3 separate regions of the Homo sapiens genome follow, and all the other regions are linked to region 3. The links are chromatin loops, found by intact Hi-C in ENCODE. Cell type or tissue: MCF 10A. All regions are shown on one strand.

What was found. Peaks named below come from ENCODE experiments on the same cell type or tissue, not always from the same donor. Only the 100,000 strongest peaks of a DNase experiment are listed, where the experiment ranks them.
Region 1: a loop joins it to region 3, with 7 times the contacts of the local background. A loop is called at or near these places in 3 of 110 quality-filtered maps.
Region 2: it touches region 3 in a loop (2.8-fold over the local background); 3 of 110 quality-filtered maps call a loop at or near these places.

The regions. Positions count from the first base shown.
Region 1 is chr5:170,806,581-170,814,580 of GRCh38, forward strand. GABRP (gamma-aminobutyric acid type A receptor subunit pi) reads left to right here. Exons shown (of 10, transcript NM_014211.3): 8 at 2,020-2,172; 9 at 2,988-3,175; 10 at 5,376-7,467. The coding sequence ends at 5,678. Among named protein-coding and RNA genes, the nearest start is that of GABRP, 27 kb to the left of the region's middle. In MCF 10A, a CTCF peak has its summit at 3,150 (motif pointing right); a DNase peak (open chromatin) is centred at 3,171.
Region 2 is chr5:170,752,610-170,760,609 of GRCh38, forward strand. It overlaps LOC107986473 (a long non-coding RNA gene), which reads right to left and starts at 5,858. Exons shown (of 3, transcript XR_007059044.1): 1 at 5,252-5,858. RefSeq lists enhancers at 1-372, 6,762-7,292. In MCF 10A, no CTCF peak of the experiment used is centred here; DNase peaks (open chromatin) are centred at 372, 3,262, 3,632 and 4,812.
Region 3 is chr5:170,859,103-170,867,102 of GRCh38, forward strand. RANBP17 (RAN binding protein 17) reads left to right here and starts at 2,916. Exons shown (of 28, transcript NM_022897.5): 1 at 2,916-2,949. The coding sequence starts at 2,932. It also overlaps the pseudogene RN7SL623P. In MCF 10A, a CTCF peak has its summit at 3,057; DNase peaks (open chromatin) are centred at 2,829 and 3,239.

The DNA.
Region 1 (8,000 bases), 53 kb before region 3:
TACAGGCATCCTCCAGCATGCCCGGCTAATTTTTGTATTTTTGGTAGAGAGGGGTTTCGCCATGTTGGCCAGGCTGGTCTCGAACTCCTGACCTCAAGTGATCCACCCGCCTTGGCCTCCCAAAGTGCTGGAATTACAGGCATGAGCCACCGCGCCCGGCCTACTGTGTATTTTAGTTGAGCCTAGGTGACATTAAAAATCATATGTCACACCAAGATCATGGTTACATGAAAATTAGAAACTAAAGGGTATGTATAGAGAAAAGACTGGAATAGAAGGAAAGATGATTTTTTCTCTCTACTTTTCTTATTTTCCAAATTTTTCTTTTCTTTTTTCTTTTATCTATTTACTTATTATTTTACTTTATTTTATTTTATTTATTTGAGACAGTGTCTCACTCTAGTGTCACCTAGGCTGGAGTGCAGTGGCGCAATCTCAGCTCACGGCAAAATTCACCTCCTGGGCTTGGGTGATCCTCCCACCTCAGTCTCACTGGTAGCTGGGACTATAGGTGTGTGCCATCATGCCTGGGTAATGTTTTGTATTATTGTAGAGATGAGGTTACATCATGTTTCCCAGCTGGTCTCGAACTCCTGAGCTCCAGCAAACCACCTGCCTTGGCCTCCCAAAATGCTGGGATTACAGACATGAGCCACCAAGCCTGGCTTTATTTTCCAAAATTTAAGTAATTATCATGAATTATTTTTATAATGGGCAAATAAATACACTTTATTTTTAAAGACAACTTTGTAAATTAGGGCTATGCAGTCATAGTTTACCAAATCTGGATTCCCAAGTTGGGTTCATATAAAAAATGGCTTCAGTTTTCAAAATTATGTAATCTCATGTAGCACATAACCACCCTCTTTAGGTACAAAAGAGGGTCGTTATTTAGTCAAATGTTGATTCTAAGGTTTGCTTGTTTGTTTTTAAAACATTGACTTTCAAAATCAAGAAAATAAAGCAGGCAGTGTAGACTGATAAAACATCCCTGGACCAACGGGCAAAAGACCTGGTTTTTATTCTTTCTTCTAACATCAACTCCAGGTCCTTTTCAAATCACTAAAACTTCCTGTGTCTCAATTTACCCATCAATAAAGTAAAATAATAAGTAATCTCTAGGGTCTCACCAAGCTCGAAAAGTACATATTTTTATTCTATACTATATTTATCCAGGCATATGTCTGTTGTTTTTTTAATGGTATAATTTCTCATTTCAGGCTTTAATTTGGGGGTGACAGAGGGTTGGAGCAGCTCCCATTCACCATCCTGTTTTTCCCCAACAACAATCTAAGCCAGACTTTTCCTGTTCCCAGAGGATAACCTCTTCATTCATGCATCCACACCAGTGCTGGCCACTACTGCTCACCTCCCCATAATAGAAGCACAGCAGGAGCAGAGCTTGGGACTCTAACCCATGGACATATATGTTTTGTGCTACAGTAGCCTATTTACCACAGAGAATTCTGTTACTGATAGCTCTCTAACACATGCCTTTCCCACATCTAGAATACACTGCTAGATTCCCTAAGGATGGCCCTGAAGTAGTATAAAATCTGGGGTGCCTCTGAAATCATCAAAAATTCACTTATATTTAATAGGTCCATTAGGTCTATTCCATAGTATTCCTTGAGAAACAGATGGTCACAGGTAATCTTCATTAAACAGGTATTTATTGAACAACTACTTTGTGAGTGCAGAACTGAAAGATTCAGTGTTTGCCCCCAAGGAACTCACTGTCTAGTGAGGCAGACGTCAAGAAAACCAGTATTGATTGCACTGCTGTAGGAATACTGTGATTCAGAAAAGCCCAGGTTGGACATAAGGCAGGACAGCGCCCCTATAAATCCCATTCAATGCAACAGCAGTGTCTCCTGTGGAAATCATAATGACAGTTCATACATAACCAGATTTAGATCAATGACAGAGGGCTTAATGTACATATAGTTAAGCATCCCATAGAGAAACCACTTGCTACACGAACAGACACAATTTCCTATCTGTTGTTTACCCTTTCAGGAAATTACACTAGATTGGTCTTACAGTTTGAGCTTCGGAGGAATGTTCTGTATTTCATTTTGGAAACCTACGTTCCTTCCACTTTCCTGGTGGTGTTGTCCTGGGTTTCATTTTGGATCTCTCTCGATTCAGTCCCTGCAAGAACCTGCATTGGTAAGCAGCTCCAACAGGAGATTTCTAAGAACTGGCTTATCAGGTTACTTACTTTTTTTCCTTTTACCATTGTCTTCATTGATATTCCTAAGGCAGTTCCAAGAGTTGTTTTCTTGGGAGATTCTTTTACAGAGAAAGAAAGAGAGAGACAGAAAGAGACTACTTTAGGATTCTGGGTTTTTTGTTGTTGTTTTTTTTTTGGAGACAGAATTTCACTCTTGTTGCCCAGGTTGGAGTGGACTGGCGTGATCTCGGCTCACTGCAACCTCTGCCTTCCAGGTTCAAGTGACTCTCCTGCCTTATCATCCCAGGTAGCTGGGACTACAGGCATGTGCCATGATGCCCAACTTATTTTTGTATTTTTAGTAGAGATGGGGTTTCACCACGTTGCCCAGGCTGGTCCTGAACTCCTGACCTCAAGTGATCTGCCCACCTTGGCCTCCCAAAGTGCTGGGATTACAGGTGTGAGCCACTATGCCCTGCCAGGAGTGGTGCATTTTTAAACTTAAGTTTTACAGTGACAAGTAAGGGATCATTGTGCTTAGATGGTCTATTGTCAGTTCTTTTGCATATTTATCACCCCCTCCCAGGAGAAGACAGAACGTGAAACATTAAAAAAAAACACATCCCTCATATCTGTACAAAATGGACAAATCAACCCTATTCTAGAAGGTCGCAGACTTTTCAAAATGAGATGCATTCCATTTCTGGGTCTTGCCCTCACCCTGCCAATTCTCAAATGGGGACACTCTGCCAGGCTATGGTGGAGGACTAACCAGTCACTTTGTAGGAACATCCCCTGCCTGTTTTCCCAGGAGTGACGACCGTGTTATCAATGACCACACTGATGATCGGGTCCCGCACTTCTCTTCCCAACACCAACTGCTTCATCAAGGCCATCGATGTGTACCTGGGGATCTGCTTTAGCTTTGTGTTTGGGGCCTTGCTAGAATATGCAGTTGCTCACTACAGTTCCTTACAGCAGATGGCAGCCAAAGATAGGGTAAGAGTCTTGAGGGCCCTGTGTATGATCCATCACTGGTGCCGTGTGCTGATCTGTAGACATGGGCTGGACCTGGCTTCTATCCCCACCCCACCCGCAGTGATTCCCTGTGCTCCAGTGAGTCTTATCCTTGTTCAGGTGGGAGCAGCTGGAAGTCATGGTGCCCCTTGAAAAAGACCATTCTTTTCACCAAATACAATGAGATATTAATATGTTTAATTTTCCAGCAGAAAATATGTTATCTGTATGCAGCATAAAATCACAACCACAGGAGCAAGCATCCATGAAGAATCCAATATGAAAAAAACATGATCAGCTGCTTGCAAGTTTTATATTAATATATATTTACTATTTAATTCTTTTGTTGCATTATTTTGTCCTTAAATTATACAAGTAATGCTTTACTGAAAAATGTATGGAAATATTAGATTGTGACAAATTTCTTGGTGAGCATATTTTTCTGCTAATTGAGAAAAACTGTCATTATTTGGTTTAGCAATGGAACACTATAGTCCAGCTCTCTAAATAATAATAATAGTCATTATTTATCAAGCATTTACATGTGCCAGACACAGTAACAAGCCTTTTGCAAATACTATATTATTTTAAATGCTCATAACAACCCAATAAGGTTGTCTCCTTTTTTAAATTTATGAAATCTGATAACAAGAAGGGAAAGAGACTTACCGCAGGGGATATAGATACTAAGAGGTAGAGCTGGGATTCCAACCTAAACCTACTTGGTTCCAAAGCCTGACACTTATCCGCTATTCCCACTTGCAGAGAGCATTAGACCATGCTCTTAACTATCACCCTTTACAGGTTCATGGACCCCTAGTGTTATTTGGAAGCCAAATTTGATAGATAATGGCATTCTAAAGTTCATGCTAAGAAGCAAGAAAATGATAGGGATCCAGTTCAGAAGAGGTGCCCACCTTGAGCAAAGTGCTAGGACCACGGAGGATCTAATAGTGTAGAATGAGGAATCAAAATGACCCAAAGATCCAGTTGCTTTTTCCCTTGGGTTTGGCTACAGTGAGTAATGTTTCATAGTCATGTCATCCAAGCACCAAAGGCAAATGACCACGTGTGCCAGCCAAAGAGGAACATGGCTTTTATTTATTTTGCTCCCTTAGGCTTCCTTATGAGGGAGGAAGGAAGTTGAGTTACCTCCTCATCCCCCCGCCCAAGAATCTGGATTTACTAGATTGGCAAAATGGACATTGGTGAAATACTGACAGCCTCCTCTAAAGACACCAGAAAGCTCTTATTCTGCTGTGTATATGATAATCACTGCACTATGGAGTACTCACTGTGTCCTAAACATCCGTCAACATCTCCTTTAGTTCATCCAACAACACAATGAAATGAGTACCATTATTATCCCAATTTTACTCTTGAGAAATGTGCCACTAATTGATGTGGCACATTTCTCAAGGGTAAAATTGGGATAATAATGGTACTCATTTCATTGTCCTGTACAGTGATATGGTAACTCCCATAAGACCCCACACCTAGCAAGCGGCCTGGTCAAGGAACCAAACCACACTCTCTCTGACTTCACTACACTCCCACATTCCTGGGAGTTGACCCCAGCCATGTTGGAGAATGGCAACTCCTTGCAATGGCAGGGAGCATCACTATTTCTGCTTTGGTGGCAAAGCCTTTAAGACACAGCTGATTTCTATTATCTCTCGTAATCAGTTACTCCTTTCTCCCTGGAACAGAATTGAAGTCATCAAACACCTACCAGATGCTTTCCATTTTTTACCATTTAATCTTCCCATCAGTCTCAAGATGGCAATACCAATCACCATTTGGCAGGCGAGGAAATAAAGTCTTGGAGGGATTGAGGTGACTAAAGTTTCACAATAGTGAGAGGCCGAATGGAATTTGAACCCAGGTCCACTAACTTCAAAGCCTGAGCATTTCGCATCTGGCACACTGCTCAGGATATCCACAGTAGGCCATGTTTACTCCTCCTGTTATATATGCTGGTGACCTACAAATAGGTGTCTCCAAACAGGGCAACAGGAGCCCAAGCCTGGCTTATTGGCCAATTTCTGAAGCACTCAATGCCACTCTCTATTAAGCCTAATTATTCAACACTTAGGCCTCTAAACTTTTTATTAGCTCATTACCTACTTATTTATTTTGCTGAGTCAAGTCTTTTAAGCTAACTGCATTGTCTATGAACTAGGGGACAACAAAGGAAGTAGAAGAAGTCAGTATTACTAATATCATCAACAGCTCCATCTCCAGCTTTAAACGGAAGATCAGCTTTGCCAGCATTGAAATTTCCAGCGACAACGTTGACTACAGTGACTTGACAATGAAAACCAGCGACAAGTTCAAGTTTGTCTTCCGAGAAAAGATGGGCAGGATTGTTGATTATTTCACAATTCAAAACCCCAGTAATGTTGATCACTATTCCAAACTACTGTTTCCTTTGATTTTTATGCTAGCCAATGTATTTTACTGGGCATACTACATGTATTTTTGAGTCAATGTTAAATTTCTTGCATGCCATAGGTCTTCAACAGGACAAGATAATGATGTAAATGGTATTTTAGGCCAAGTGTGCACCCACATCCAATGGTGCTACAAGTGACTGAAATAATATTTGAGTCTTTCTGCTCAAAGAATGAAGCTCCAACCATTGTTCTAAGCTGTGTAGAAGTCCTAGCATTATAGGATCTTGTAATAGAAACATCAGTCCATTCCTCTTTCATCTTAATCAAGGACATTCCCATGGAGCCCAAGATTACAAATGTACTCAGGGCTGTTTATTCGGTGGCTCCCTGGTTTGCATTTACCTCATATAAAGAATGGGAAGGAGACCATTGGGTAACCCTCAAGTGTCAGAAGTTGTTTCTAAAGTAACTATACATGTTTTTTACTAAATCTCTGCAGTGCTTATAAAATACATTGTTGCCTATTTAGGGAGTAACATTTTCTAGTTTTTGTTTCTGGTTAAAATGAAATATGGGCTTATGTCAATTCATTGGAAGTCAATGCACTAACTCAATACCAAGATGAGTTTTTAAATAATGAATATTATTTAATACCACAACAGAATTATCCCCAATTTCCAATAAGTCCTATCATTGAAAATTCAAATATAAGTGAAGAAAAAATTAGTAGATCAACAATCTAAACAAATCCCTCGGTTCTAAGATACAATGGATTCCCCATACTGGAAGGACTCTGAGGCTTTATTCCCCCACTATGCATATCTTATCATTTTATTATTATACACACATCCATCCTAAACTATACTAAAGCCCTTTTCCCATGCATGGATGGAAATGGAAGATTTTTTTTTAACTTGTTCTAGAAGTCTTAATATGGGCTGTTGCCATGAAGGCTTGCAGAATTGAGTCCATTTTCTAGCTGCCTTTATTCACATAGTGATGGGGTACTAAAAGTACTGGGTTGACTCAGAGAGTCGCTGTCATTCTGTCATTGCTGCTACTCTAACACTGAGCAACACTCTCCCAGTGGCAGATCCCCTGTATCATTCCAAGAGGAGCATTCATCCCTTTGCTCTAATGATCAGGAATGATGCTTATTAGAAAACAAACTGCTTGACCCAGGAACAAGTGGCTTAGCTTAAGTAAACTTGGCTTTGCTCAGATCCCTGATCCTTCCAGCTGGTCTGCTATGAGTGGCTTATCCCGCATGAGCAGGAGCGTGCTGGCCCTGAGTACTGAACTTTCTGAGTAACAATGAGATACGTTACAGAACCTATGTTCAGGTTGCGGGTGAGCTGCCCTCTCCAAATCCAGCCAGAGATGCACATTCCTCGGCCAGTCTCAGCCAACAGTACCAAAAGTGATTTTTGAGTGTGCCAGGGTAAAGGCTTCCAGTTCAGCCTCAGTTATTTTAGACAATCTCGCCATCTTTAATTTCTTAGCTTCCTGTTCTAATAAATGCACGGCTTTACCTTTCCTGTCAGAAATAAACCAAGGCTCTAAAAGATGATTTCCCTTCTGTAACTCCCTAGAGCCACAGGTTCTCATTCCTTTTCCCATTATACTTCTCACAATTCAGTTTCTATGAGTTTGATCACCTGATTTTTTTAACAAAATATTTCTAACGGGAATGGGTGGGAGTGCTGGTGAAAAGAGGTGAAATGTGGTTGTATGAGCCAATCATATTTGTGATTTTTTAAAAAAAGTTTAAAAGGAAATATCTGTTCTGAAACCCCACTTAAGCATTGTTTTTATATAAAAACAATGATAAAGATGTGAAACTGTGAAATAAATATACCATATTAGCTACCCACCAAATCAAGTGGTCATCTATACAATGATTGTTATAAGATCCAATCTGGAGAAGGTATGTATCACAGTACAAACTCAATGGGCTCACATCCTTCTATCCTCATGTTCCCCCAACCCCAAACGGTACACATATATGCTCAAGACACACATATAAACCCTACCATTAATATCTTCTGCCAAGCAAATAGTAAATGCTGGTGACATAGCCAATGTTTTCTTTGACATCACTGCACCACAACACCTGCCTTGCAGTTAAACAGCTGAGCCTGGTGATAGCAAAAGAGCCAATTCTCAAAAAATGTCACAGATTTTCTTCTAAGCATTCTTTATCACTTGGAATTCTCTTTTTTGTTGTTGAATGATATTTTTATAGTTTGAGAATACACTTTGCGGGGGGAACATTGACTCTTGGATTTTGTATCACTCTGCACTAAAGTGTAGCTACTACATCAGAGTTCTCAGTAAAAACTTCTAATATTCGAAACCTGTCCATTTTATCCCCTACCCAGAGCAGTCCCAGTGATCACGTTGTTCAAAAT
Region 2 (8,000 bases), 110 kb before region 3:
TCACCACCGTGGGGCCTGACCCTGCTGCTGACCAGCCTCTGCTACCCACAGCCTGGACCCTCTCTCCACCTGGAGCCCCTCTCCTTCCTGCCTCCCTCTGATTCATGCCCGGTGGGTAGGAGTCCTACTTCCTCTCCTCTTCCCTGAACACAGTAACAGTGGGTGTGCTCCTGAAGGTGACGTGAGGGCAACAAGACTGACTGACCTTCCTCGTCCACCTAGGGAGCTCATACAGACCCATCACATCCACCCCCTGCCACCTCTGCAAGCTTGGACAGGAGGTGAGCTCCTCCGAGCTGCAGCTTCCTCATCTGTAAACTGGGAATAACAGGATCTCTATCAAAGATGATGGTGACTATTCAGAACAGACAAAGCCACAGAGACAGAAACAGATGAATGGTTTCCAGGGCTGGGGCAGGAGGAATGTGGAGTACCTGCTTCATGGGTACAGGGTTTCTGGTTTGGGGTGATGAAAATGTTCTCACACAAGATCATGGTGATGGTTGCACAACCTCATGAATGGACTTAATGCCACTGAATTGTACACTTTAATATGATTTCAATGGTAAATTTTATGTTATGTGTATTTTGCCACAACAAAAAAAAGTTCCTATGAGATTAAATGAAATGAAGTTTGTAGAAATGATTGCACCACCGGGTACATTATAGATCCTCAACAGATTTTAATGTCCTTGCTTCCCTGAGATCATCACATTGAAATGTAGACAATATACCCTGCTCTACCCCACATGCCTCCCCAGGGTGGACTATTTTTCTATTTAGATACTTGCTCCAACATGCTAATAGGATGAATCCATGTTTTTCATAAAGTAAAGCATTTGATTCACCAGTAGGAGAGAGAGTATCCAATGCTGCCACCCCTGTTCCCTCTTCTGGACTTACCTGTTTCACTGGCCTGGTCTAGGGTAACCAACACCAGGATTGAGTCCTACCAGAGGAAGGTAAAAGGCTCTCTGGGTACCCAGGCTAGGGACTTCTCTCAGTATCTGTTTCTCACTGTTTCCAAAACACTGTCATCCTAAAAAATAAAGCCTCTCATTGTTGGGAAGCATTTTTCCAAGAGTCTTTTGTGTTTCTGCACGTCTTCTGAGCAGAGACACTGCTTTGGTTACAATCTTTTCAAGAATGTTTGCAAAGCAAATAGCCTCAGAAGATATAGTGTCTCCCTTCAATGTAAAGAGCAGGTAGGCTTACTCTCCATTATGAAATATCTGGGTTCCCTAGGCTTAGGGCTCCTCTCCCATAACGCAACCCACAGCAGGTACAGATGACACCTGGCCCTCTTTGTGCCACCCCATGGGAATAAGGGTTTGGGGAACTGGAACAAAAAATGCATTGAACATAGCAAGGCTCAACTAGTATTTATAATCATTATTAATTGCCTTTCTTCCCTACTATGCTTTAAGCTCCTTAAGGGTAACCAGTATGTTTTTATTTATCTTTGTATTTCACAGAATGGATACTGATAAATATTTGCTGGCTGGCTGGATGGATGGATGGGTGGATGGATGGGTGGGTGAATGGATGAATGGATGGATGGATGGATGGATGGATGGATGGATGAGTGGACGGATGGATGGATGGATGGATGGATGGATGGATGGATGGATGGATACATGGAGGAATGGGTGGGTGGATGGATGGGTGGGTGGATGGGTGGATGGATGGATGGGTGGATGGATAGGTGGATGGGTGAGTGGGTGGGTGGGTGGATGGATGGATGGATGGACGGGTGGGTGAATGGATGGATGGATGGATGCATGAGTGGATGGATGGATGGATGGATGGATGGATGGATGGATGGATGGATGGATACATGGAGGAATGGGTGGGTGGATGGATGGGTGGGTGGATGGGTGGATGGATGGATGGGTGGATGGATAGGTGGATGGGTGAGTGGATGGGTGGGTGGATGGGTGGATGGGTGGATGGATAAGTGGATGGGTGAGTGGGTGGGTGGGTGGATGGATGGATGGATGGACGGGTGGGTGAATGGATGGATGGATGGATGGATGGATGGATGGATGGATGCATGAGTGGATGGATGGATGGATGGATGGATGGGCGGATGGAAGGATGGATGGATGGATGGATGGATGGATAGATGAATGGATGGATTGGTGGATGGATGGATGGATGGATTGTTGGATGGATGAATGGATGGATGGGTGGATGCATGGATGAGTGGATGGATAGATGAATGGGTGGATGGATGGAAAGATGAGTGGGTGGGTGGGTGGGTGGGTGGATGGATGGATGGATGGACAGACAGGTGGATAGGTGGATGGATGAGTGGGTAGATGGAATGATGGATGGATCGATGGATGGATGGATGGGTGGATGGATGGGTGGGTGAATGGATGAATGGATGGATGGATGGATAGATGGATGGATGGATGGATGGATGGAGAGATGTTTCTCTTGTGTCATCCTGGCAGTTTTATCTGACACTTCCCCTCTCATTCTTACAGCTTTTCTAGCTCCTGACACCATACCCAGTATTTTAACCACTTACCTTGCCAGCTATTTTCCTGGCTCAAACCATGTGATGTAGATAATAAGAGTCAAGTACTCTGCATGGGGCCTTGGATTTGGATGTTGGGGAGCATCCTGGATCCTTGCCTAGGTCTGGACATCTCTCCTGTCCTGCCCTCCCAGCTTTGTCCTAGCATCGGCTCCACTCCCAACTTCAGGACCTCATGGTGATGTGCAGTTCTAATATACCTAACAAGATATCAGTCCAGGCTACCAAACCACATGTTGGTCACCCCTGAACCAGCTAAACAAGATGTTTGCTTCTCACATTTGCTCCTGTTAGGCTAAAAGGGGTCATAGTGCTGGGCACATAGCAGGTACTTGGTTAATATTTATTTCATGAATGGATGAATAAGCCTTAAATTCATCGCCTCCTTCTTACATTATTAAAGTCAGCCTCCTGGGCAATAAGACCTAAAAATACAACCAAAAGGAGGGAAACTGGAGATATCGCCACAGACATTCCTTTTGGTTCGGCATCCACATGGCAAACACAATCTCCAGAACGGTGCAGTGATGGCATTGGATGTGCCAGCCAGTCTTCCCTGTGGTAAGAACCCCCGCCTTTGTGCACAGCTTCCTCACAGATCATATACGATGTATAAGGTGATTACAAAGGTATACCTGCTCTATATGCACTTGCAATTGCAAAACAGCTACTCCCCTTTTCCACAGCCACACAGGAAGTTTGGCCAATTGGCATCTTGCCAAGAAAAGCCTGGCAGTGAATAGCTATTTAATGTAAAGGCTCTGGGGCCCATTTTTCAGATGGCTGAGAGAACGGAATGTCCAGCAGGCAAATTGAAGTGCCGAATCTGTGGTGCTGGGGTCCCGGATTCATCAGCAATAGGGACACTGGGTATATTTAACTGGGTATGATCCACCAGTGGATGCCTAGTATTCACTGATGTATTTGTTTGCTTGTTTATACCTCCTTTCACTCCAGAAGAGATTTGTGTAATTCGATAAGTTCACATAAAGTGGAACGAAACAGGATTGGTTATAAAACACAAAACTGCATATCATGTGTTCTCTTGACTAAGTTCAAGAGAGTACAGAGCTGTTGCCAGGCCAGGCAGAAGGCCTAGGTGTGGCTGCTGTGTTCCAGGACCTGCCCTCCAGCATGCCAAGCCCAGGGACTTGATTTTGCCAGTGCTCTGAGAGTTATCCAGCCTTAGAGAGAACCAGCTCATACAACCCAAGTCACAAGAGGCTCTTATACAAACCACAATTAACTCCACTTGACAAATGTATTCTAAGAATTAGATCACAAGAAGGACAAGAACAGCAACAAGAAGAGGAAAAAGAACAAGAAGTGGGGGAAGGAAGAAGAATAAAAGAAAAAGGAAGGAAGGAGGGAAGGGGAGAAGGAAGGAAGCAAGGAAGAAAGGAGAGAGAGAAGGAAGGAAGGTAGGTTATGCAACACAGTCAGTGCTGGTAACCCCAAAAACAAATTGAAAAGGGAAGCCATATTATAAAAAGAACATCACTTCTTGAGCTGAAATAAAGGGTAAGGAAAAGGAGGTTGGTGGCGGGTAGAGGGCCTGTCACCCGGACCTGTGCTGAGGTCTCATGAACTACCCTTTCTCCATCAGTGACAACTTTTCCAATGTCCTAAAACATTTCTGGCAGATTCCAGCCTCTCTCCCTTGGAAGGCCCTGGAAAAACACTACCGAATTCTTGTTCTGTGAGTTTCCTATCTCAAGACTCCAAGCTGACCATCCCCACTGGCAAACTCTCCTATTCTCCAGAGACCATGCAATTCTACCGAAGACGTGTCAGCCTTAGTTACAACTTCTTTCCTCCACCAGGACATTACCCAGCCACCTCGATTAGCGTTTGGGGCATGCCAGAAACTCTTTTGCCATGCTCTTGGGTCATGTCCATAGACGATTTCTTTCCTTCACTGTGTGTGAATTTTATTCTGTAACTTTTAAAGGGTTACATTAGTTCTAAATGACTGAGGTTGGGAAGGGACGACCCTTCTCTCGGGTATGAGCAAATTATTAATAGTTCAATCAGTAAAGATATGGTTTAAAGAGCAGGGACAAGCCCTGGCTTCAAGCAGGTGTTTTCCATGGTCTAATTACACATTAACCATAATGGTTACCAACACCAAAACAGCCCATTGAAAATCAAAGGTGCTTAATGGCCTGGGCTCCGGTAGAAGTCGGTGGCTGGCTATTGTTTTTCACTTATCTGACCTTTCAGTCCAGTCAAAGAAGGAACTGGCAGCAGGCAAATATACACTGCTGGTGACTCATCATCAGAAGTGTTGCTATTTGGATTCCATTTCTCACACTATTCTAGAAATGCAGGCATTTGAATTCCCGAGGCACATGCATATTTTGACCAACTATTTTAACAAGTTCCAAGCAGAGCATCGTAGCAAAAACAAGTGTAAGCAATTGCTCTCTGGGCAGAGAAAATGCATACGGGCCATTTTGCTTATGGTAGGAGTATAGTTGTCACATTAAATACCAGCATGTCCAGTTAAATTTAAGTTTCAGATAAACACCAAATGATACAATATTTAGGACATACTCATACTAGCAAAGCATTCATTGTTTATCTTAAGTTCAAATTTAACTAGACCTCCTGGGTTTTTATTGCTAAATATAGCAGCTCTAGATAGGAGTGAAAGAGAAAATTTTGAATTCATCCTTCCTAGTGAGTTACATGTAAAATACATACCTGCAGAGATGCCACGATGACCTAGCAACAGATTCACCCTGAGGCAGCAGCCGAGAGCCAGAGCAGGGAATCCTGGCTGTGAGGTGTAGAAGTCTTCCTCCTTGTTTTGTAAACTTCTCTGGCATGGAAGAAAGAAGGAGGGCTGCATTATTTAGTATAGTACCCTCTACTGAAACCTCTGTTAAGATGCTCAGAGGAGAAAGGCCACTTTTGGAGTCACAGGGGCTCCCTGAATGGAACAGGCAGCAATGAAAGAAGGGAGGTGTTTTCTCCACTCCTCTCACTGTCCTGTTATCTCTTCCCAGGATATGAAGGCCAATCTTGCAGAAACTGAGAAAACATGGCTGGCAAATCAATAACCTCTGGTCTGGGGATCAAGATAATTCAAGAAGAAGAAGAGAGTGTGTGTGTTTTCCTCCATAAGTTTCCTAAGCAATTGTATCAGTCTATCCCCACTTATAGGTACTTTGCAATGGTGTCCTTTCATAATCAGAGAGTCACAGCCCCACGTGTGCCTTCGGGAGTTCTAACGCTGCTGTTGGCCACAAGTGGGACCCGGAGCAATTCGTGTACATTTTCAGGATCTCAATTTTCCCATCTTTAAAATAAAAGAAGGTCCTTGATCATTAGAAAAGGGGGAAAGGAGGAGGATTATTAGTCTCAGAACTCAATGGAAAAATAAAACTTAATGAAAAGATGGTATAAGAACCTTTCTGCTCTAAACTTCCATGAGTTTATGTCCACGTTTATATATTGGCTTGAGCATGATCTACTGTTAATGATTATGTGCCACCCTTAATGGGACAAGATGTACTTTCGACACTGCCCTTCCAACCAGCTGTAGGGACTGAAGTTTGTTGAGTCGTCCATACTTTATCTATTTTTTTTTTTTTTTTTTTGAGGTGGAGTCTCACTCTGTCACCAGGCTGCAGTGCAGTGGCATGATCTCAGCTCACTGCAACCTCTGTCTCCCAGGTTCAAGAGATTCTCCTGGGATTACAGGTGCACACCACCACACCCGGCTAATTTTTGTATTTTTAGTAGAGACAGGGTTTCACCATGTGGGCCAGGATGGTCTCGATCTCCTGACCTCGTAATCTGCCCGCCTCGGCCTTCCAAAGTGCTGGGATTACAGACGTGAGCCACTGCACCCGGACATACACTTTCCTACTGGCCTGCAGAGTTGATTAGCAAGGTGGGCAGTACAGTTGGTCTGCAGCCTCATCATAAAGGTTTCTCCACCTAAATCTCACAGCGTCTCCAGGCACTGACCACATGACCTCCCCACTGGAACTCTTGTCTAGCAGATGAGCCCTGTTCCCATGCTATATTTGCCAAGTGAGCAGCTCCCCAGTTAAATCCTCTATTGGCTCTCCATTGTCTATGTGAAAAAGACCAAACTTGTTGGCTTCTCCTAATGGGTCACAGGCCCACTCTTGACACTCCTCTTTCCGTCACCTACCGTGATGTCTTCCTAAGACTCCTTCTCCCCCTCACAATCTCTGGCCTTTGCACAGACTGTTCCCTCCACTGAGAAGGGCCCGGCTGCTCATCATCAAGAACCCAGGTGTTGCCTCCCTGCTGAGTCTGCTCAGAGTCCCAGGTAGTCACGCCCTCCCGCCTCTTTTCTGCCACCTCCTCAGGCCCCTTTCTCTATAATGGCACTTCCTGCCTTACATCGTGGGTTGCTTGTTTACAACTTTCTCTCCTCCAGTTGTCTGTGAACCCCTCCCTCCAGGGGAGTCTTATATACCATGTCTTATACCTCTTTGAGTCTCCACGACCTACCACAAGGCTTAGCCCAGAGCAGGTGCTAGCAAATGTTGACTGAACTAATGAGTGAAGAAGCCACATATAATTCAAATAATATTTCCCCAGCCTGTAAATTATGGTTGAACAAGGCAGTTCATAATCTCTGAAGATTCTACACACACCACGATCTCACGAAGGGCCAACTCGCTGTGGAGTGCAAGTGCAGGACAATGTCAACACGATCTCAGGAGGCAAGTCACGGGCAGGGCCTCTGCTTCATTCTGATCTCAGTCCCTGAGTCCCACCTGCGAAGACCTGGCTCCAGGTCTTTCTGTCAGGGCCCATGGTGCCGGGGTCATCCTGGTGGAGGCTGGGGAGAGCAGCTAGAGCTCAGCTTGAGCCTCTAGGTGGGAATTGCTGCTGAACAAAACCAGAGATGGGAGGGAGCTGGCACTCTGTGTTCAGGTGGCTGTCCCTGCCCTGTGGCCATTTGCCAGCTCCCAGATCTATCATGTTCCCACAAATCAGAGATATTTTCTCATGAGTCGTCTGGTAAAACGAGTTAATTGCCTTGCCTGACAGCTGGTCTGGCAGGGGCCCCTGTGGGGTTGGGGGACATGACCCAAATGGTCATATGGGGCAGGAGCCAGCTGAGGTGGAGGGAGATTTACTGCAGATGGCACTGTCGGTGACGTCAGGGACAACAGCCCAGAGAACCACACTCAACAGGGGTCGATTTACACTCCTGAGAGTCAGACAACCTCCAACTTCACACACGTGCGCACGCGCACACACACACACACCAGCAGAGCAACCCTCTCCCTTACAAGGGCTTTGGAGCTCTGGCTTCAGGGACCCTTCAGAGGTTTGTCACTGGTTCCCATCTGCCCTTCCTTGGTGGTCTCTTCAGGATAAAGGGCCCTGACGGCTTCACCTCCTGGCCCATCTTCTTGGGCTCAGGGACTCTTTGCAGGGAAGGTAACCACAGACAAACACG
Region 3 (8,000 bases):
ATGAAAACCAAGGGTGAAGCATGGAAGATGCAAACAGGCTTATAATAATAAAGTATCTTATGTTGGATTAGACCTCCCACTGAAAACTATTATAAAGATAGGACACGTGTGTGTATGACAATTCTATCACATATATTAAATATATATAAAACTATGAGTAAATATGAATTATCAGCAATCATGCATGCACACACCCACACACACACGACAGATAAGTATCTTTAACAACTAAAGGCAATAGAAAAGGCAGAACTTAAGTGGCCACAAATCTTGAAAGAAGGAAAGCACAAGGGGTAAGATTCCAATTTACCTTAGATTCCCCATCTGCTCCTCCCTGTCATCACCCCAAGGCATTTTCCAAGTGGCAGCAAGGAATAACAGCTAAATAGAAAGCAGCAGTCTCAATAGGCTAGGAGCAAAGGCTGGAGTTTCGGAACAAGAGCAACTGAGATTTGAAGGACAAAATTCTAGAAAGAAAGAAACTATAGAGATGTGAGTCCCCAAATTTGTGTCCGTTCCTAAGATATACATGCACATGAAGAGACTCTAAGAAATCCAGCAGAACAACAGCACCTAAAGAGCTCAACAAAGATTTCAGCAGCTACACAGGGCTGAAGAGACAGAGACTAGAGTTCAAGCCCCACAAGGTGGAAGGATCTTGGTAAACATTCCAGGCTTTTGTTTTTTTGAGACAGATTCTTGCTCTGTTGCCTGGCCTGGAGTGCAGTGGTGCAATCACGGCCCACTGCAGCCTATAGCTTCTGGGCCCAAGGGGTCTTCCCACCTCAGCCTCCCGAGTAGCTGGAACTACAGGCACATGCTACTACACCAAGCTAATTTTTTGTATTTCTTGTAGAGATGGGCTTTCACCATGTTGCCCAGGCTGGTCTCAAACTCCTGGATTCAAGCGATCCACCCTCTCTGGCTTTCCAACGTGCTGGGATTATAGTCATGAGCCATCATGCCCAGCCACATTCTAGGCTTTTAGTTGTAAGACCTAGTAAGGACCATGGCCTAGGAGTAAGGTCATAACTGAAGTTAACCAGAATTAAAAAGACTCAATGATCCACTAGTACTCTTGTCTGCCTACCACAAGAAAACTTAGCCCTCCTTGGAGAAACCTGTTATCATCCAGAGCCTCTACAAATTTTCTTCTACATGGTTTGAATTCAACAAGAAATCATGAGATATGTAAAAAAAAAAAAAAAAAAAAAAAAAAAAAAAAGAAAGAAAAAAAAGGGCCAAGGGCCAAGCACCAAAAACCCAGGAAGACTCAGATGATTCAGAAATTGGAGTTAACAGATAAGGGCTTTAAATAATACAGTTAAAATGTTTAAGAAAATAAAGACAAAGAATTTCATCAAAGCCTTGGAATCTATTTTTAAAATGGGAGAGGAGGAGGAACCATGAAAATTTCAACTTTCTAAATGAAAATTCTAGAACTGAAAATATTATAACTAAAACTAAGAATTCAATAGAGGGGATGTATAGCAGCTCAGACACAGCAGAACAGAGTTTCTATGGAATGGACAGCAGGCAAATAAAAAATACAGAATAGAAATAAGGAATATAGCAAAAACTTATAACATACATGTAACTGGAGTTCCAGAATGGAGAGGTAGAGAGAGAGAAGGGGACAGATGCAATATTTAAAGAACTAGTGACCAAGATTTTTCAAAACTTGATAAAAAAGATTACATTCACACTTAAAGAGCTTTATGAATCCCAAGCAGGATAAATACAACACACACACACACACACACTTAGCGACATCAAGCACAAAGTGCTGAAGACAAAAAGAAAAAATAAAAAAAGAGAAAAATGTTCAAGTACCTGAGGAGGGGGCCAAAAGACAGGAGCAACAATTAGACTGATGGCTGATTTCTCAATAGAAACAATGACAAGCAGAAGACAATGAGAAGACATTTTTAAAATGCTGAAAGATTAAAAAAAAAGCCAATGTGAAATTCTATACCCAGCAAAACTATCCTTTAAAAAATGAAGGTGAATTAAGATGATTTTATGTTAACAAAAGCTGAGAGACTTTGTTGTTAGCAGACCTGAATACAAGAAGTGCTTAAGGGAGTTTCCCTCTTAAATACTACAGCACAGTGCTCCCAAATGGAAATGCTGAACTTGAAGAAAAAACGGAGAACATCAGAAAGCAGCAACTTTGACCCAATTCTGCTCCAATAAATTCTCATTGCAGTGGAATCATTTGTTGTAAAATATAAGTTCATATTAAACAAAATGCAGACAAAGAATGAGGTAAAGCTTGAATTTTACAACTTAACAGCATGTAGACATGGGCGGTTTAATTTTAACCAAAATCAAGTTAAAAACATTGTTAAGCAACAATGGAATTTGGGCCCTGGGAGTCAGGGGTCAAGGGCAACAGCTGGCATGTGGGAGTCAAAGGTTATGGCTGTGTGTGTCTGTGGTTCCTGGCTGTTAGGAGACAAGAAAATCTGTGGAGATGCAGGTGTCGGGAGCCATGGGCGATAGTTGTATTTTGAGGGTCAGGGGTCAAGAGAGCCTTTGGAAGACTTATGAGTCAGGGTCCACGGCTGACGGGTGGGTCGTGGTAGTTGTGTCAAAGGGCAGAGGTTGGAGGTCATGACCCACCAACACACGCCGGTTGAAACTTGAGCGCAAGGGACGGTTGAGATTCCCGGAGGACACGCCCCTATCGGCCCCGCCCCGTGCACCGCCTCCGTCGCCCCGCCCCGTCCCTCCCAGCCCCGCCCCGTCCCTCCCAGCCCCGCCCCTCCAGCGCTTCGAATGCGGACGCGAAGCCTGGCTGAGGCTGCGAAGGACGAGCGGCGCAGGGACCCCGCGGGCGTCTGGGGCTTCCGCGGCGCCCGCCTCTGCTCCCTCCCCTCGGGCGCTGGGTGCCGACCGGCCGGCTGGCCGGCGCCGCCTCCTGGGAAGATGGCGCTGCACTTCCAGGTCAGTGTGCTCTGCGCCGCGGGCCCGCGCTCCGCCACGCTGGGAACCCGGCGGGACGCGTCTGGAGACCGAGGGCCGAGGACAGCGGCGGAGGCCGCAGGGCCGTGGGCCGGTGTCCCCGGAGTCCCAGCCCCTGCCTCTGCCCCTAGCCGGGGACCGGGACACTGGTCTGGGCTGCACACCCCAGGCCCGGGCCGGAGCCCGAGAAAGGGGCGGCCGAGCCTGGGTTGGAGGCGGCGGGTGGAGGGGGCGGGGGACAGGCCCAGGGCTCGTCCCGGGGAAGGTGCGGACGCCGGCAGCACGCTCGCTGACCGCGGCTTTAGTGTTGCCAGGGCAGGTGGGAGTCCCAGCTGGGCCGGCTTTGGCGCGCCTCGCGCGGCTGCCGAGCGGTGGAGCAGCCTTCCCGCCTTCCCGCCGCGTCGCCGGCGCGGCTCTATCGTCAGCCTCCCTCCACACAGTTGAGCCCCAGCCGGAGCGGGGGCTTGGGATCCACCGAAGGAGCGGCGGCAGCGGTTGGACTTTAATTGGCCAGAGGAGACAGGGGCTGCGTCTGGGGGGAGTTGCGAGGGAGGGCTACGCGGCCGCCTCTTCGGAGGAGGAAACCCGGGCCGGGCGCGGGCGCGGGCGCGGACGCGAGGATCGCAGAGGCTACGAAGATGGGACGCGTGCTTGTATATCCTCGGGCTGCTCTGACATCCCCGTTCAGTTATTCAGCAAACATTTATTATCTCCCCACTGTGTCTCAAGCATTGTGGAAAGTTCTGGGGATAAAGGATGACATCTTACTATCCTCGCCCTCATACAGTTAACAGAGAATTACAGTACAAGTGAAAAATGTATGGTAGAAATAGTCACAGTATCATAGCACAGAAAAGGGGGTAGCCAGCCAAATGTGTATGTTGAGAAGGAGTGAAGCAGAGCTGCTATGCTCTTAGCTGAGAGATGCTTTAAGATTCTTTGAGCCTCCATTCTTCCATTTATTAATTATTGAGCGCCTACTATGCTAGGCGCTGAAGATACAACAGCTCTGAACAAAACTATGGTTTCTACTCTCAGGGAACTTGCAGTCTACTGGTCCTTGAAAGAGTCGTAGTTGTTTGCCAGGTGAAGAGGAAGGGAAGGATATGGAGGTAGAAGGACGTGTGAGCCAAGGCAAAGAATTGTGGAAGAACATGGTGTACTGCAGAAAGTTGAGTCTGGTTGGGACAAAGGGATGGGATCAGGGGAGGCAGTGGGTGGCAGGAGATGACCCCAGGGAGGGAAGGGAATTTCATAATATGGTGACAGTGTATCTAAGAATCTCATTCCCCTTGTAGACTCTTTTGAACCCCCTGTGATCACACTGATTTATAACTTGGCTGATTTATTGATTCTTCTAAAGGGTCTTTTTTTTAAAACCAGTTACTGTCTGATAATCGACAGTTCTAGAATGTTATGTAGTAAGCCCGACACATTACCTTTTGACTTCATGCCATTTCTAAGGGTCCTCAGGTCAAAATAATGTATTACCACTTTAGTAAATATGCCCTCTGGGAAATTTTCACAGGAAGAATCTTACAAGGAGGATTTATGGATTGTAAATAGGTAATCAGATGTTCACAGAGCCCGAGTAAATCTTGAGAGTAAATTAAAAGGTATGGTGGAACTTTGGAATTTTTTCATACATGGAAAGGTGATGTACAGTTAAATCACCAAGCCCTGGAAGACTTCTTCATATTTAGGCACAGTGTTGGAAAAGTTAGCTGCTGATGTCAAAACTACCCATATTGGTTTTGCAGGAATGTACTTCACAGTACATTCCAACATAAGTACTTCACAGTACATTCCTGTAGACAGCTTAAAAGCGGAGTTGGACAAATAAAAGATCAGACAGTTTTGTTGACTAGAAAAAAACTGAAATTTCTCCGTTTGAATTCTTTTTAGCATATAGGATCATATTGTTAATCAGTTAACTCAAGGAACATTTGTTAATAGTGATAACCAGTACCTAGCATTTTGAGTTTTCATATCCTCATTATAGAGGTGAGCCCTGCCACTAACTTAAAAAGTGTGCATATATACGTTTCATTCTGAAGACACTGAGTCTTAAAACAGTTGTGACTTGCCCAACGTTACAGAGTTAGAGTAGGCCTCATAACTCATAAGTTCCGTGTTCCCCATTACCTCTGTCTTACTGTCACCTACCCAAAAGGGCAGCTAGGCAAAAATTATACCATCAAGATGATGAGTAAAGAAGCAGATTTGTGTAGGGTGAGGTTAGGGTAGTGGTCAACATCTTTTTCACATCATGACATACATAAAAAATGTTAATTGTGTGTCTCATTAACATAAACCGCTCATTGCCAAAGGCCATCAGTGTGCACTTTCCCCAATGTCTCAAGCTCTGCTCCTAATGCTTGGAGGGCAGAGGGATCAATATCTCAGGCATACCTGTGAATCATTCAAAGCAGTTGCATTCTGGTTAGGAAGCTGTGAATTACGATACCCTGTCCCAAAGGAATTAATGGGTCTGGATTCCCTGACAGGCAATCCAGATAAGGGGGCAGAGTGAGGAAAAAGAATTGAGAAGAAGTAAGAGGTAGGCACTTTAGGTAGAACAGAGGTACCTTGGTAAGAATCGAGAGAATGTTAGGAAAAATTTAAGGGACTCAGTTGATCCAACTTTTTTGCTCAGGACTGTTTAAGAAGCAGGAAATATAGCCATGCTTCTTAATCTCCAGTCAAGCTACCTGATTTGATCTAGATGTGATTGAGAACTATTATTTTTAAATGCAATTATAACATGAGAAAAGGTATGTGGGAATGACCATTCTGGCAGTGTGGACTTGAATGGGAGAAACTATGGAAGATCCGTATGGTCTTTTATATTCACCAGTAACTGGAGAGATTATTTATGATTTATTGTGGATCTTCTGTATGGCAGGCACTGGATTAGGCTTTCCCCATCTTTTCTATCTTCATTCTACAATTAGTTTGGAAGGTAGATATTGCTGTTTGCAGGTTTGTTGTTGTTGTTGTTGTCGTTTGTTTTTTGAGACAGAATCTTGCTCGCCCAGGCTGGAGTGCAGTGGTGGAATCTCGGCTAACTGCAGCCTCTGCCTCCCGGGTTCCAGTGATTCTCTTGCCTCAGCCTCCTGGGTAGCTGGGATTACAGTTGCAAGCCACCATGCCCTGCTAATTTTTGTATTTTTAGTAGAGACAGGGTTTCTCCATGTTGGCCAGGCTGACCTCGAATTCCTGACCTCAGGTGATCCGCCCACTTCGGCCTCCCAAAGTGCTAGGATTACAGGAGTGAGCCACCGCGCCCGGCCCTGTTTGCAGTTTTAACAGCAAGGCTTAGAAAGGTTAAATTATTTGCCCGAGGTCACTTAATAAGTGAGTGGCAGATTCCAAAGGTTGTGTCCACTCTGTTGGACCAGTGGTTTTCAAATCGAACCATGACATTTCTAAGACCCCACTACTCTCTACTCGCATTCCCAGAGCAGCTTGAGAAATCCCTGGCCCTGGCAGCCACAGTTAGAAAATATTGCTTGATCTACTGTCTGTGAATATCAGGGGGAGGTGTTGAGTTGAGTCTTTATAGAAGAATAATTGGGAGGACTTTATGACAAATTAGGTATGTCCCTGGAATTAGCCATACTGAGATTAGAGGGCAGAGTCCACAAGACTGCCCTTTCTTCTCAGACCAAGTGCAAGTTTGGGGGTTTCCCAAAACCACCCTCAGGTTCAGTAGTTGACTCACAGAATTCACCGAAAGTTGTCATACTCAGTTGCAGTTTGTTACAGGGACAGGATACAGATTAAAATTGGTCAAAGGAAGGTGACACAGGGCAACATCTGTGCAGGTTTCAAAACTAAGCTTCTGTTGGCCTCAGGACATGTTGTGCTCCCTGCATCAATATATGGCAATATGCACTAATTATTGCAAACTGGGTGAGCTCACCTAGACTTCATTATACAGGGTTTTTACTGGGGCTTCAGTTCTTAGGTATGATTGATTGATTGTCCACGTGTTTGAAATCAGTCCTAGGTTGACTATTACCTTGTGACCCAAAGTCCTGATCCTAAACATGTAATTGGTGTTTCTGGTGTGGCCAGCCCCCAGCCTACCACTATTGGGTATGGCCAGCCCCTCCCCTAAATAAAAACATTCCTATCAGGTATGATATACATTACCTTTCAGAAGCAAAGGCCAGATGTCTCTTATGGCAAGACCAAATCTGTTACTATACAGGAGGTACAAAGGAGACTAAGGAGAGGGGGAAGCAAAAGATAACATTGAGCTTGTAAATCTACACTCTGGTCTAGAAATCTGAAACTACTGAGAAGAAGGGACACTTAGGCCGGGCATGGTGGCTCACGCCTGTAATCCCAGCACTTTTGGGAGGCTGAGGCAGGTGGGTCACGAGGTCACGAAATCGAGACCATCCTGGCTAACACAGTGAAACCCCATGTCTACTAAAAATACACAAAATTAGCTGGGCGTGGTGGCGGGTGCCTGTATTCCCAGCTAATTGGGAAGCTGAGGCAGAAGAATGGCGTTAACCCGGGAGGCGGAGCTTGCAGTGAGCCGAGATCGCACCACTGCACTCTTGCCTGGGCAACAGAGCGAGACTCCATCTCAACAAAAAAAAAAAAGAAGGGACACTTAAAGTGGAAAGCATGTTCAATTCTGTTTGTCACATTTTTGGGTGATTTTTTTATATCTTTCTAGATTTCCAAGAGAAAGAAATTTGTACACAAATGTAAAGATGGTGAACAGACAGGGCTGAAAGTATGGACTGCCAGGCATGGTGGTGTGTGCCTGTAGTCCCAGCTACTTAGGAGGCTGAGGTAGGGGGATCACTTGAGCTTAGGGGTTCTGGGCTGTATTGTAGTGTGCTCCACCGATCAAGTGTCTCCACTAAGTTCATCAGTAATATTGACCTCCCATCAATATGGGAATGGGGGACCACCAGGTTGCTTAAGGAACGATGAACTGGCCCAGGTCAGAGACAGAGCTGGTCAAAACTCTAGTGCTGATCTGTAGTGGGACCATGCCCTTGCATAGC